Regions from separate parts of the Homo sapiens genome. Here region 2 is linked to region 1. A link is an interaction called in ENCODE POLR2A ChIA-PET data of the cell type or tissue named here. Cell type or tissue: PC-3. All regions are shown on one strand.

Evidence for each region. Peaks named below come from ENCODE experiments on the same cell type or tissue, not always from the same donor. Only the 100,000 strongest peaks of a DNase experiment are listed, where the experiment ranks them.
Region 2: POLR2A ChIA-PET joins it to region 1 with 23 read pairs; 2 of 35 experiments call an interaction of 5 or more read pairs at or near these places.

Annotation. Positions count from the first base shown.
Region 1 is chr4:143,697,159-143,705,158 of GRCh38, reverse strand. FREM3 (FRAS1 related extracellular matrix 3) reads left to right here and starts at 4,484. Exons shown (of 8, transcript NM_001168235.2): 1 at 4,484-8,000. The coding sequence starts at 4,484. RefSeq lists an enhancer at 4,460-5,117. In PC-3, no CTCF peak of the experiment used is centred here; no DNase peak of the experiment used is centred here; H3K4me3 peaks cover 984 bases; H3K27me3 peaks cover 4,863 bases.
Region 2 is chr4:143,971,256-143,979,255 of GRCh38, reverse strand. It overlaps LOC101927636 (a long non-coding RNA gene), which reads right to left. Exons shown (of 7, transcript NR_125886.1): 5 at 6,005-6,146. Among named protein-coding and RNA genes, the nearest start is that of GYPB, 44 kb to the left of the region's middle. In PC-3, no CTCF peak of the experiment used is centred here; no DNase peak of the experiment used is centred here.

The sequences.
Region 1 (8,000 bases):
TCATTTCCCTCTTCCCTCTTTTTTCACACCACTCAGTTCTCAAATGGCTCTGACGTTACCAATGGACTTGACTTTCTTTTTTATTTATTTATTTATTCATTTATTTATTTATATATTTTTTGCGATGGAGTCTCACTCTGTCGCCCAGGCTGGAGTGCAGTGGCACAATCTCGGCTCACTGCAAGCTCCGCCTCCGGGGTTCACGCCATTCTCCTGCCTCAGCCTCCCAAGTAGCTGGGACTACAGGCGCCCGCCACCACGCCCGGCTAATTTTTGTATTTTTAGTAGAGACGGGGTTTCACCATTTTAGCCAGGATGGTCTCGATCTCCTGACCTCGTGATCCACCTGCCTCAGCCTCTCAAAGTGCTGGGATTACAGGCATGAGCCACCGTGCCCAGCCTGTACCTTGACTTTCAACCACCTTTCTGAAGGCAAGCGAAATAGGATGACTAGTAGTTTGTTGGGAATGTTTTAAAAGTTAATGAATGCAGCATCACTTGTTGACATATGCTAACTGGTTATTCCCATTGGGTATGATGATCTTCTCCTTGCTCCACTGTATGGAGCCTGCCTTTACCAACATCCTATCATGTGTAGAGGCACAGAGAATAATGGTGCCCATCCCGGAGGGCATGGAGAACCTAGCCCAGATTTATGCAAAGAAAGACATGGCCCTGAGATGTAGTTATTGAGGTGGAGCTGCAGCTACTGCATTCTTCAGGTTGGGAGAGACTCACAGAAAATGCAGGCGCCCCACGGAGTCCATATGTAATGGAAGCAAAGGTGGCTTGGCCACTGACAGGCTGTGTGACTTAGTTTAGTTAACTTCTCTTGAAGCTGCAGTCCCCACAGGTTACAAATGGTTTGGATGCCATTTTAATGTTTTGTTTTCCATGTTTTGTTTTGTTTTGTTTTACTTGTAGTCTCCCTGGAGCATGTTCTTCTAAGAGCCCACTGGTGACCCAATTAGAGCAAAGCCTCTAGGCTTTACTGAAGTACATCAATGCTAAACATTTGCAGGCAACCTGATTCAAGGCATTCATGGTGTGACATGTGGGGTTTAAGATCTTTTGTTTCTCCAGCTGGTAGAGAAAAAATAACTTCCACAAAGAAAAGGTTAGATAGCTGGTCTTGGCTCCATTAGTTTGGGGGAATGCGGACTGCTGTTCTAGCGCTTCCTGGTTCATGAGGTGAGAACTTTTCCTGCTTGTTCCCAGTAACTTCTGAAAGCTGGATGTGACTTTTCTAAAAATGGACTCTCTCTCTGCCAAAGCACACTCAGGATATTTGGACACATAGTCTCCCTTCTATGACCTATTTAATGCCATTTATTCTATGTACCTCAGGGCAGAGCCAGTTATTTATGAAGTGTAGCATGACGGAAAGTTGTCCTGAAGTGATGGGGGTATTAAGAAGTCCTTCCCTACAGGACATACTTTTAGTTATAGTGGAATTAACTCGCAAGGTAAAATTTTTCTACTTAACTCCTGTAAGTCTCAGTTTCTTATCTATAATTATAATAATTACTTACATTTATTGAGTGCTTACTGTGTGCCAGGCACTATTCAAAGCATTTTATGTGTAGTAATCTGTTTAATTCTTATGATAGCTGTATGAAGTGGGATCTGTTACTATATATAAATTAGAAATATGACACATAACCAGCTTTCAGGGGTTTTTCACAATGATCCCATAATGTAGGGCTTATGAAAACCTTGGGCATCCTTCCCACTTAATGACAGACTTGATGCAGCTCAGGTTTAAAGAATAAATTTGGATTAATGAGAGAATGAAGTACAATATGGATAGTGAAATTACCCTGTGAAAAGAAAATTTGGGTAATATAAATATTTGGCTAGAAATCAAATTTGAATTTTCTAAACAGAGCTTCCACTGACCTCTAATGAACTGGCATATTCTGAGGAAAGACGAAAGAAGTCATCCTACGCTTGCACTGGTTTCTCCTGCCTGACACCTAAACTGCAAAGTATGTCGATCACTACTTCTGATTCCCTTTCATTTTTCTATTTATTCATTCATTCAATCAATCAATCAATCAACAAATACTTATTACATACCTGCTATGTGCCAGTCCTTGGCATAAGCACTAAGTATCAATGGTGAACATTACATACTCCCTGCTCTCCTGTAGCTTAAAGCCAAACAGGGAAGACAGACACTAATCGACCTGTACATGAATAGATAACTACAGAGATTTTGCAACATGGTTTGAAGAGCATTTGAAAAATGCTTCCTGAAGAAATGAGACTTAGACTGGGAGGTAGAAAAGAAACCAGAAAGGTGTGGCAACATTAACAATATGAGAGATAGTTATAGGAGTTTGCCAGATGGAAGTTACTAATGACCTTAGTGAAAGTTTTTTTGGTGTGTCTAAGGTGGAAACCAGACTGGGAGTGCCCTAAAGAGACAATGAGTGAGAGGTGAAGAAATGGAGACAGTAATGAAATAAAAAACTCTTTTAAGACATTTAATGGTGAAAAAGAGGTGAAGGGAATATATGCTGAAGAGGGAGGGTCAGAGGACAAAAATATAAACATAGTAGTTCAGCTTTCTGTTATCTCAGCTGCCCACATCCATCTCTACTTCCAGTGAAAATAGCATAGAAAAAAAGGTACTTGTCCCAAAGTGAGTGAGTGTGCTTGAAAAAGAACCAAAACTGCACTCCTATAGGAATATTCATTTGGTAACTTTAATATATGCAAACTAATAAAAGTTCTACCATTAAAAACCCATCCTTTGGACAAGGCAGCAGCTTTATAAAATATAATATAATGACTCATTTACAATGAAACTTTACCTGTGTTTCAATTAGAAATATATTTTTAAATAATATTTTTCCAGATACACTGAACTAATACTGTATCATTAGGCTAAACACATATTGATTCAAACTTATTATCTCAAAATTCTGTTATATGAACAAATCTGTGTGCTAATGGGGCACACTAACATTCAACTAAAGTGAATTGTATAGACCCATAGCATTTCACTGGATGATTAAATTAAATGTTTAGAGAGAAAATTAAATCTTTCAAGTCACTAGCAGATTATTCTTGCCCTGAAAATCAGCTGATGCCGTTGCTGCTGTGAATAAAACAGGCATTTGTAACACGGTAAAAAACTAAAAGAATAACATGGGGATAACATTTAAAGATTTCTATTCCCCCTTGAAGCCATTTCTATCAATATAGTTTGTAGACATCTATTTTTACTGTCATCAAAAAGTCTCTCACATTCACATTAATTTTATAAGGAAGCACGTTACTATTACTACTACTTTATTTATAGAAAAAGATTACTCTGCACTGTAACTAAATTGGCTATTTTAAAACTTAAAAAATTAATAGGATTCTGTTAAGTACCTAACACTACATCCATAGTCACCTTCATCTGAAAGCCATGAAGAGACTGATTCCAGGTGTTAAATGATTGAGCCACAGAAATTGATCCAAGTATTCTGCTACTGTTTCCTTTGACATCCTCCCCTCTGGCTACTGTCTACGAAGAAAGTAATTAGAAAACAGCATGTCTAATAAACTAACAGGCAAGTCATTGTTGATCAGATATGGAAACCACATTCTAAGAAAACGAAAGGAAGCCGAGCCGCACACCTGATTTTGTTATGTGAGACCCAATGACAAAAAAAAAAAAAAAAAAAAAAACCCAGATTACAAGCTGTTCAAGTAAGTTTGGGTGCTGATTTTCTTTTTCAAAACCTGAGCAGAAGAAAAACGTCAGGGTTGTTTGGAAGCACCGAATTACAAGATCCTGAATAAGCTGCTTCATCAGACAGACAGCTAGAAAATCCTATTTGCAAAATAGCTCCCACCAGCTTCTTTTATGTCCGAAGTGAGACTCAGTTTTTGGCTAGAAGATACACTCCTGTCAGCGGTAAGGAAGAGGAATGGTGTCTCTCCCCCTTTTCAGAAACACCAATCCCTGGATGAATGGACAACAGGAGCTCAATCTCACAGACGCAGGACTGACCCGAGTACAGTCACCGTCTCTCTCCCAACCCTGAGGGACAATCCCTTTGTGGCACCTGGGGAAGAGAGTATCCAGACAGCTGGTCGGAGTCTGGCAGCGCGGGCAGCAGTGCGGCGGCCACGGCTCCCGGCGAGAAGGTGTGTAAGGTAGGCTGGGTGAAGCGCCCAGGAGCGGAGGGGACAGCGCTGCACCCTCGCTAAGTCTCGCCGCGCTGGGCGCGTATCTGGGGTCCCCAGAAGCCAGCAGAGAGAGACTTGCGACCGGGGCTGAGCAGGAAGTGGGCAGAGCCCCTTCCCCCGCTGCCGTTACCTGCAGCAGCCGAAGCGCAGCCGCTGGCTCTTGCTGGATCCGCAAGTCGGCTACCGACTGGACAGCAGCTACTGCTTCCACTGCCTGCACCTGCCGCTCAGCAGATCCCTCTTTGCACAGGGCACCCCACCCCGGGAATCCCAACGCCAGGAGCCATCCGTGGCCATGGCGGGGGCTTCTCGGCACCCGACTGGGACGCCCCGGCAGCTCCTTGTGGCGCTCGCCTGCCTGCTCTTGAGTCGCCCCGCGCTGCAGGGACGGGCATCCTCACTTGGGACCGAGCCCGACCCGGCGCTTTACCTGCCCGCCCGGGGTGCGCTTGACGGCACTCGCCCCGACGGCCCCAGCGTGCTGATTGCCAACCCTGGACTCCGGGTGCCCCTGGGTCGTTCCCTTTGGCTCGACCCGCTCCGGGATCTGGTGATTGGAGTGCAGCCGGGGGACCGGTGCGAAGTCACGGTACTGGACGCCCTGCCGCGGCTCAAGGGCGCGCTCTCCCCGCGCCGCTTCCCCTGCACCTTCGGGCCCCGCCAAGTCCAGTACACTCACTTCGGCTCCCACAGCCCCGGACGCGCCCGGGTGCTGCTGCAGCTGCGCTACGACGCCCCGACTCACACTCTGGTGCTGCCCTTCACGCTGGCGGTGGACTTGGTCTTCTCCCAGCTGGAGCTGGTGACGCGTAACAGGCCTTTGGTAGTGGAGAAGCTGCGAAGCTGGAGCCGCGCCATAGACAGGAGAGTGCTGGACTTCGCCTCCCTGAAGTCTGGAGCCACGGCCACCCGCAGGTGCCGGCTTACCCCACTTCCTCACGAGGACGGCCCCCTGCCCAAGTACGGGCGCTTGGTGGACGCGGTGGGGGCCCCTCTCCCCAGGGGCAAGGGCGTAGACTGTGAGGCTTTCCTCCGTGCTGGGGTGCGCTATCAGCACACAGCCACCTCCTCGCCCAACCGTGACTACGTGCCCATGATGGTGGAGCTGCTGGGGCCTGAGGGCCAAGACGCTGGGTCCGCGGGTGTGCTGGTCCGCGAGCACTTCCAGCTGCTCGTGAGGATCCGCGGCGGAGCCGAGAACACACCGCCCAGGCCCAGCTTCATGGCCACGATGATGATGGAGGTGGATCCACTGGTGCTGACAGCCCTGACGCCTGACGCACTGGCCGCGGAGGACGTCGAGTCAGACCCTGGTGACCTGGTGTTCAACATTCTGAACGCCCCCACTCACCCACCAGGGCACCCGGGGCAACAGGGCTACGTGGTCAGCACCGACGACCCTCTAGGGCTTCCAGTCTCCTTCTTCACCCAGCAGGAGCTGAGGGAGCTGAAGATTGCCTATCAGCCCCCTGCAGAGAACTCCCATGGGGAGCGCCTCTTTCAGCTGGAGCTGGAGGTGGTGGACGGAGACGGCGCCGCCTCAGACCCCTTTGCCTTCATGGTGACAGTGAAATCCATGAATACTCTGGTCCCAGTGGCTAGCCATAACAGGGGACTTGTGCTTTTTGAAGGTCAGTCAAGGCCCTTGTCCAGCACCCACAGCATTCCTATCAGTGATAAAGATAACCTGGAAGAGGTGAAAATGGCTGCAGTCAGGGGCTTGAGACATGGGCAGCTGGTGGTGTTTGGGGCACCTGCTGGGTGCAAGTATTTCACACCAGCGGACCTGGCAGCAGGGCGAGTGGTGTATCAGCATGATGGCAGCAACACCTACAGTGACAATATCATCTTCCGGATGGAGGACGGGCACCACCAAGTGGACTTCCTCTTTCCCCTCACCATCCTACCTGTGGATGATGAACCACCAATGGTCAATACTAACACAGGACTCTCACTCACTGAAGGGCAGGTGGTCCAGATCTCTCCCTTTGTACTGAGTGCTACTGATATTGACTCTGAGGACTCAACCATCCACTTTGTGCTGGAGAACCAGCCCCTAAAAGGAAATGAGGAAGAGCCTCAGTGGGAGTTGGCCCCTGGTTCCTCCCACTCAGGCCACTACCTGGGGGACCTGTTGCTGCAGCAGGCTGAACTACCTCTCTCAACTGAAGATGAAGACTGGCACTACATGGAAAAGGAAGGGCTTTATGAGAAAGTGGTGACTGAGTGGCTACAGAGAGACATAATGGAAGGGAGACTCTTCTACCGCCATCTTGGACCACACAGCCCTCAATCTGTAATGGTCCAGCTGGCTTTCCATGTGCAGGATGACCATGACCCACCCAATCTCTCCAAACAGCACATTTTCACCATCAAGGTCCAACCAGTGGATATACTGAGTCCACAGCTGTATCCAGGAACTACACTAGAAATGACTGTACAAGAATACCAACTCACTCACTTCCAGAAGAATTTCCTCCGATACATTGACCAGGACTCTGATGACCAGAACCTATGGTACACCCTACTGACACTCCCGACTGACACAGATGGCAACCACCAAGTCCGGGCTGGAGAAATTGTGCTCACTGATTCACCAGACACACTCATCATGCACTTTACCCAAGCCCAGGTAAATCAGCATAAAGTTGCCTACCAGCCTCCACAGAAATTGGGTATTGCACCACGGGTTGTGCAGTTTACTTACCAGGTGGAAGATGCTGCAGGCAATAGCGTGCCAGGCACATTCACATTATTCCTGCAACCTGTGGACAACCAGCCCCCAGAAGTCACCAACAGAGGCTTTGCTATCTTAGAGGGAGGCAGCTTTAACCTCAGCAGTAATGAGCTGCATGTTACAGACCCAGACACAGACATTGACCAAATTGTCTTCATATTAGTCCGGGGTCCCCAACATGGACACTTGCAGTACTTTAAAAGATGTATGGTCCCAGGGGAATCTTTCATGCAAGCTGATGTTATTAACGGGAGTGTCTCTTACCAGCATGGCAGAGACCAGACGACTACCAGTGACACTTTCCATCTGGAAGTAAGTGATGGGGTGCACCATATACCCATCACCATCCCAATTTCTGTGCATCCCAATGTGGCTAACAGAAGTCCTAGGATCTCTCTCAGAAGTAGTTCATTATTGGATGTTTCTATAGACGTACTAGAGAATAAAGCCACTGAAATTACCATGGGTGTCATCCATGGCAAAAGGAAGGATGTAGGTGACTTGATGCTGTCTTTCATTGTAAAGGACAGCCCCAAACTGGGCACTATTCTGGTAAATGGTTTGCCCACAGAACGATTCACCCAAGAGGATCTCATCAATGGGAGAGTAGCCTATGCCCACACTGCAGGTGAAGTTGGTTTTCAAAAGCAGCACGATGCCTTCAGCCTCATCCTCTCCAAAGATTCTTACCAATGGGTAGTGGGGAATAGCATAATAGAGAAAGTACAGGTACAAGTAACTGTGCTGCCTGTGGACAATGTGGGACCCAAGGTCTTCGTCGGGGAGTCCTTCATTGTCTATGAAGGTGAGAAGAACTCCTTGACCTTACAACATCTCCATGTTGAAGATGTGGACACTCATCAAGATGAACTCCTCTGCACAGTGACTAGTCAGCCAGCCTCTGGCTACCTGGAAAAGATTGCATCAGCTCCTGGTTCAAAAATGTCCCAGTCTGGTAGCCCTATCAGTGCTTTCTCCCTCAGAGATATCCAAGTGAGGCATATCAATTATGTACAGAGTATTCACAAGGGAGTAGAGCCACAAGAGGACCAATTCACCTTTTATTGCTCTGATG
Region 2 (8,000 bases), 270 kb before region 1:
CTGATCTTCTACCTTATGGTCTTCAGGTCCATTATAATATAGGTTTTAGGGTAATGAGTACATTACACCAATAGATTTGCTCACATATTTAAAGAAAAAGCATAGCCTAAACATGCATAATATTAAAAGAAACAAAGTAAAGACAGGCTATAAAAGTAAACAGGTCAGAATAAATTTTATGCATAACTACAGAAGCCACCAGCAGAGGATGCAGTCAAAGCCCTATCCTCGCTTGTCTCTGGTAACTGCTTCCCAGTCATGTCTTATCACTACCTTGTACTCGATGTAGCACAGCAAAGCAGCATTTGTCACTGACACAAGTGTATTCCAGGGCATCTAGAAAAAGGGATATGGAATTAGCTCTTTCTTCAGCAGTCATAGGTCTGAGTCTCTCTGCCTACCACTTTTCATCTATTTTACTGAAATTCAGTTTTCTGAGCAATTAAATTCTGGCTGAGAGAAATGTTTCTGCAATCCTTTTCAATATACTCACTTTCCAATGTAATCCCAAACTCTGACTGGGTTCCACATTATAAACCTAATTCCTTAAGATTTATAGTATCTTAAACTTTCTTTAATTAGACTTCCAAGTTGTAAAGGACTGAGATAATTACATTTGGAATGTTTATAACTCTCATAACTATGTGCAAAGAGATACTCTGTTATCAAAAAATGGCTAGATTAATGCCCAGTAGCTGTCAACTCATCTTTTGGGGGGTGGGGCAGCAATGCACCATACTAGTTAATTTTGAGTGGCAAGAAAATTTATTTCTTCTGAATGATTTACCAGGAATAACAGTAACACAAAAATAAAAAGGCTATACAAGTGCCAAGTAATTAAGCATGGTAATGGAATTACATCAGGCTGCCATGTGGGGTCTAGGCTTCAGCACAAGAATAGAAAATTGATTTATACTATCTAGGTGATCATGTCTTTACTTTACATATCTTCTGTTACCAATTTATAATACTTTAGTCTGCTTTTTTCCTAATATTATGCCAGCTAGAAGGCATTTGCTTTAACTTCTGTATTTGTAGTCTGTAAATGTACAGAAACTTTCTTGTCTTTCAGAGATACGTAGATAATATAAAGGATTAACTTTTCTCTACCCTGTACAAGTACTTATGTATTTGATTGATAAGTGTTTAAATTGAAAATCAGAAAATCAAGTTCTATTATCTGCCAATATTCTAAACAGAAGTTATAAAATATATTATTATGGGGATAAAAAATAGAATAGGGACCCAGTTTATAAAAGAACAGTGATTTACTATATCTCTGTTTATACATATTTTGAAGAACAGTGATTTACTATATTACTATTCATATTTAGTGTATCACTGTTCTACATACATATATATATATATCTCCTTCATGCCCTTTAGGACACTAGTACATTTGTGAGTAGAAACTTGGAAACAGAAATGATTTAAGGAAATCAGTTCTCTAGAACACACATCTCTTAAAAAGGCAATAATATCTTGGTGTCCAAGTGGCCCCAATTTAAAAATAATAGTTACTTACATGTTTTGTATTCTAATGGGTCTGCTACTCTTCCATTCTCCCACCTACCTTATCCCACAAAAGAATAGTCCATAGAGAGGTATTATGAATATGGGGGATATTTTTTCTCTTTTAATTTTTATGTTGTCTTCTAAATAAAAGGCATAAAGATTTATGTAAAATGGTAGGTGTAAACAGAATATAAAGTCAGCTCAACTGTAAGTATTAGAAGCTTCAGGATATTATTTTTCTAATTTTGAAGTTCAGAAATGTAGCAACAAAACCTCACTTGCAAGAACAGATGATCAAGTTTCAACAGATCATAGATCAGATCAAGTGAGAAAAAACATAAGATGACAACGATATCTCTATTTCCTATTCTAGAGAAATAAAGCTGAGATTTGGTCCTTAAAATCATGAAACTAAATTACAAAAATACATCTTCTCCTTTCTTCTGGTTTATTTTTCACAGGAGGGAAAAAAAGCCCTCGACTGGGAGGAATTTCTAGTGCAGAATCTGGAACCCCAGCAAGTTCTGATAGTTTCATGTGACATGATAGCATGTCACATCGTCAGGCACTCAGTGTGTTCTCGGCTTATTCACTTAGAAACCGGAGTCTGTACCAATCAAGATGTATTTCCAGCTAACCTAGGGGTTACCTTGAGTTGTTGACTGCCTGCAGCAAGAATGACAAAAACTTTTTCCAGTATTTTACAAGTATAATGTTAGACAACGTCATTTTTAAGGCAAGAACTAAATTGGAAAACTTAGCAATACACTAGAAAAAGAACGAGTTAAGAAAAAACAGAAATATGCCCTGTTAGGGTTAAGAAAACTGGCTCATATTATCCTGAATAAGATAAAGCTAATGGAAAAGTGTAAATTAGTCCAGTTAACCCTATGCTCTAGGCAAAAACAAAACAAAAACCTCTGTAAAGAGAAAACTCAGAATGTATTTCTCAAAATCCATTTGGCTCATAATGAATTTTTTCTCTTTTTATAGTAAACCAAGGAATTGTTCTAACTCAGTGAAAACTCAAAAAATAAGCTAAGAGAACAATCACACATACAAAATATTTGAATGTTAAATACATGGTGAAGATGTTTGACTTCATTTGAAGTGAGTCAAAACCTTCTTGAGAGGCAGATAACAATATGTCTTAAGACCCACTAGACTCAGTAAGTCCAGCTTTGAAATTTAAGAATGTGCACCAAGATTTAGCAAAAATTAGACGCTACCACAGTGTCCAAATAAATAAATAGAAACTTATTGAGTTCTGAAATATCCATAAAATGAAACACTCTGAAACTATTAAAAAATCATGTGAGAGAAGTTTATTGTAAAAGAAAGATATTCAAGATTAAAATAGAAATTTGACCCAACTATTTTATGTGTAATTTTTGGGTATGGCCATTTTTTTCCCAGCTTAACTGAGGGAAAATTGAAACACAAAACTCTGTATTTAAGGTGTACAACAAGGGTGTCCAATCTTCTGGCTTCCCTGGGCCACACAGGAAGAACTGTTTTGGACCACACATAAAATACACTAACACTAATGACAGCTGATGAGCTTAAAACAAAAACTGCAAAATAATCTCATAATGTTTAAAGAAAGTTTACAAACTTTCTTTGAATGTGTTGAGCCACAGTCAAAGCCTTCCTGGGCTTCATGCAGCTCATGGGCCGTGGGTTAGACAAGTTTTGTGTACAATGGGATGCTGTAACCCAGAACTGCCATTTCCCTAAGAGAAAGAGAACGAGTTATTTTTTAAATTTTTTTTTTGTTTTTTTCTCTTTCTTCCTCTGCCCCGTTCCCCACTTCCTACTTAACTCTTTAGAAATGCAATTAGAACCTCTACCTTCCCTTCACCAGACACTCCCTACAGGACAAGCTCATCTAACTGTGTGCATACCTAGAAGCCCCAGAGCCAGAAATCTCTCCCACCAGAAGATTGCCTCTAGAGACAAGAGTCAATTTACAACCTAAAGTTTGCCCACAGGAAACTCTATCCCATCTGGAGAGTATCTCCAGACCACAGCCACCTTACAGTCTAGCACTAGCTCAACCACTGGGTAGATAAGGCAACAAACCAAGTCACCTAGACCCCCAACTGCTCCTTCCCTGCCTGTCATTCATGCCAAGTTCCCCTTTAAAAGCTCTGGCTTTCTGCCCCAAAAGTGAAGCAGTGCCTTTAAAGGCAAGAGCCTGGACTTCTTTCCACAAGCTAAGCTTTGGATTAAAAAGTCACTTTCTTTATATCAGACCTCACTCTTGTAAACTGGACTCGGCAAGCATCGAGTGACTGAATCTGCAATTGAGTTACAATGCTTTGATATACGTAAATATTGTGAAGTGATATCAAGTTAGTCAACACCTCCATCACTTCACATAGTTACCTGGGCGTGTAGTGAGAACTTTTAAGGCCTGCTCTTTTAGCAGATTTCAAGGATACAATACAGAGAGTTCTCTACTTAAAATTTTTCAATTTTAAGATTGTGTAAAAGTCAGTCAGTAGAAACTGCATTTTAAGTACTCATATAACCATTCTGTTTTTCACTTTCAGTACAGTATTCAATAAATTACATGAGATATTCAGCACTTTATTACTAAATAGGCTTTGTGTTAGGTGATTTTGCCCAAGTACGCCAATATAAGCGTTCTGAGCTTATTTAAAGTAGGCTAGGCTAACCTATGATATTCTGTAGCCTAGGCGTATTAAATACATTTGTAAGTTACAACAAGCTTGTCAAAACCATGGCCCATGGGCAACATGCAGCCCAGTATGGCTTTGAATGAGGCCCAACACAAATTTGTAAATTTTCTTAAAACATTATGAGATTCTTTTGTGTGATTTTTCTTAGCTCATCAGCTTTCGTTAGTGCTAGTGTATTTTATGTGTGACCCAAGACAATCCTTCCAGCGTGGCCCAGGGAAGCCAAAAGATGGGACACCCCTGAGTTACAATATTTTCAGCTTACGTTGAGTCTGTTGGAACATAACTCCATTGTAAGTCAAGGAACATCTGTACAGTATTATTAACTATTGTCATCATGCTGCATATTAGATTCCCAGAACTTACTCATCTTGTAAGTGAAAGTTTGTACTCTTTGACCAACATGATTTGGGTGACATTACATGGCCCTAAAGAAATAATTTTAATTTCATCTTTGTAAAAAGTCAGTCATATATATAACCAAAATTTTACCTCATCCCTGGCATTCACCCCTGGAGCCTACAGAGTAAGCAATGTGGTGGGCAGAAGTAAGTCCAGACAATACAGTAAGGGAGTCTGCAATATAAAGCTAGAGTGACAAAGTACATGAGGTTTTAAATGCACACAGCATCAGAATAGGTGTGTGTATACTCATTCAATTTATTAAGAAAGAAAAAGTATCAAATAGCTAAAAAACATATTTCACATTAAAACTGCATATTCGTACAAATGGTGAAACCCTTATCTCTGCATACCAGTCACATAGAAATAAGAGAATGAAGCCAGTATCACCCTAATCGCCAAACCAGGAAAGGACATAACAAAAAAAGAAAACTACAGACCAATATCCCCAGTGAACATAGATGCAAAAATCCTCAACAAAGTATTTGCTAACCAAATACAGCAGCACATCAAAAAGATAATACACCACGATCAAGCGGGTTTCACCTCAGGGATGCAGGGATGGTCTAATGTATGCAAATCAATAAATGTGATACACTACATAACCAGAATTAAAAACAAAACCATATGATCATCTCAATAGATGCAGAAAAAGCACTTGATAAAATTTAGCATCGCTTTATGATTAAAAACTCTCAACAAACTAGGCATAGAAGGTACTTACCTCAAGTTAATAAAAGCCATATATGACAAACCCACAGGCAACATCATACTAAATGGGGAAAAGTTGAAAGTGTTTCCCCTGAGAACTGAAACAAGCCCAGGATGCCCACTTTCACCCCTTCTATTCAACATAGGACTGGAATTCCTGGTCAGAGCCATCAGTCCAGAGAAATAAAGGGCATCCAAATCAGAAAAGAAGAATTACAACCTCTATGGAAAACAGTATGGAGATTTCTTAAGAAACTAAAAGTAGATCTATCCTTCAATGCAGCAGTTCTACTACTGGGCATCTACCCAAAGGAAAAGATACCACCTTACTCCTTGCAAGAATGGCCATAATTAAAAAGTCAGAAAACAATAGATGTTGACCTGGATCTGGTGAAAGTGGAATGTTTATACACTGCTGGTGGGAATGTAAATTAGCACAACATCTATGGAAAACGGTATGGAGATTCCTTAAGAAACTAAAAGTAGATCTAACCGTTTGATCCAGAAATCTCACTACAGGGTATCTACCCAAAGGAAAAGAAATCATGATATGAAAAAGACACATGAACACATATGTCTATTGCAACCCAATTCACAATTGCAAAGATATAGAACCAATGTAAGTGTCCATCAACCAATGAGTGGATAAAGAAAATGTGGTATATACGCACCATGGAATACTACTCAGCCATAAAAGGAATGAAATGTCTTCTGCAGCAACTTGGATGGAGCTGGAGGCCATTGTTCTAGGTGAAGTAACTCAGGAATGAAAAACCAAACACTGTATGTTCTCACTTAGAAGTGGAAGCAAAGCTATGAAGTACACAAAGGCAAATAGAGTTATATAATGGACTTTGGAGACTCAGAAGCGGGAGGGTGGAAGAGGGGTGAGGGACAAAAAACTACACATTGGGTACAATGTACACAACTCGGGTGAGGAGTGCACTAAAATTTCACAATTCACCACTATGTATTTCATCCACGTAACCAAAAACCACTTGTACCCAAAAAGCTATCGAAATAAGAAAAATATAAAAACAAAAAATATACAAAATGTATTAATAAGTGAATAATTCTCTAACACAAAAGAGCGAAAGTTCTGTATACCACTAGCAGCGGTGTCCTAAAAGAAACAGGCAACTAGGATATATAGCAGTATTTGGGTGTGTGAGAGTCAAAATATCCTCATCCATAAAAGAACACCATGAATTTGAAACAAGTTACATAACTGGTTTTATATGAAGTTCTAAGTTGTCATATATAACATATGTTACATGATTATACATATAATAATAAATTGTCAATATAAATTACCAGAATTGGCCTGAGAAAAAGTGGACAAAAATGAAAAGGCTAATTATGAAAAAAGAAATTGTTAAAGGCTAACTACCAAAACTTTATAACAAACATCACACTTAACAGAGAAACTGTAGATGTATTTTTAAGACTAAGAAAAAATAATATTAGCTATGACATATGTACAATTCCTACTTAGAAGGATAAAGTCAAGACAAAGAAATAAAAATTTTAAATTATTAATATTATTTTTGATTGACAAATTGCAATTATATACATTTATGGGATACAATGTGATGTTTTGCTACATGAATACAATGTGGAATGATTAAACCAAACTAATTAATATATTCATCCCCTTGATTACCCATTATTTTTTATGGTAAGATATTTCAAATTTGTTCTTAGTTATTTTGAGACATAAATACATTATTATTGGCTATAGTCACCCTGCTGTGCAATAGATCTCAAAAACCTATTCTTCCTTTTATGTGAAACTTTGTACCCTTTGATCAACAGCTCCCCATTCCCTCCCTCCCCCACACCCTACCCTCTGGAGACAACCATCCTACCTCCTTCTTGAAGTAAAACATACATATGAAGTATTCCATTAAAATAAGAAATACACAAAATTGCAGCAAAATCAAAGGCAACTTCTATCAGCATGTAATTGGGGCCTTCAAGTAAGGTATAAAGTGTCAGATAGGTTGCTAAGTAGTGAGCATTATGAGTACAGCACCTGAGCACCCAACATATTTTTAGGACATGTTCTAATTTGTATAAGACAAGAATATTTAATTTTTAAAACTACAGTAGGAGAGAGCTTGAGAGCCCATCTTTTTGGCAATGTCAATATGATGCCTCTACTTCTGATCAGAGGCCATCTATTCTGAAAAACACCATCTGTCTTCTTCCTACTCTTCTTGTCACCCAGCCTGAACTTTCCCAGCTGCCTCATCTTCCCATCCCCTCCCTTAAGCACCCAATTTCAGGTGAAGTAAGAAAGGAAATATTTTGTTAGAGAGTTAGTGATAAGAAAGCAATTCTTTTTCTGCCCCTCTTCCTACCATATAATATATAATGATATATAGGTATCTAATATATATTCTAAAAAGCATTTCACAAAGCAACAGAACATCAAACCACAGAATTTTATAAAGCAAGGTCATTTTCTGTTTTCAAAACTATGTAGAGTGACATTTGCCAATTTGTGGAAGCCCCTCTCCACCTTGAGCCAGAGTCCTCTCCCCATTTCCAACTCTGCCTCTGCCAAAATTGAAGAGGACACCTGAGATGCTAGACAGATTTCAATCATCCTAAGTTCCACAAAGTCTTGTCCAAATCCAACATTGTTTTGCCCTTTCTAGAATA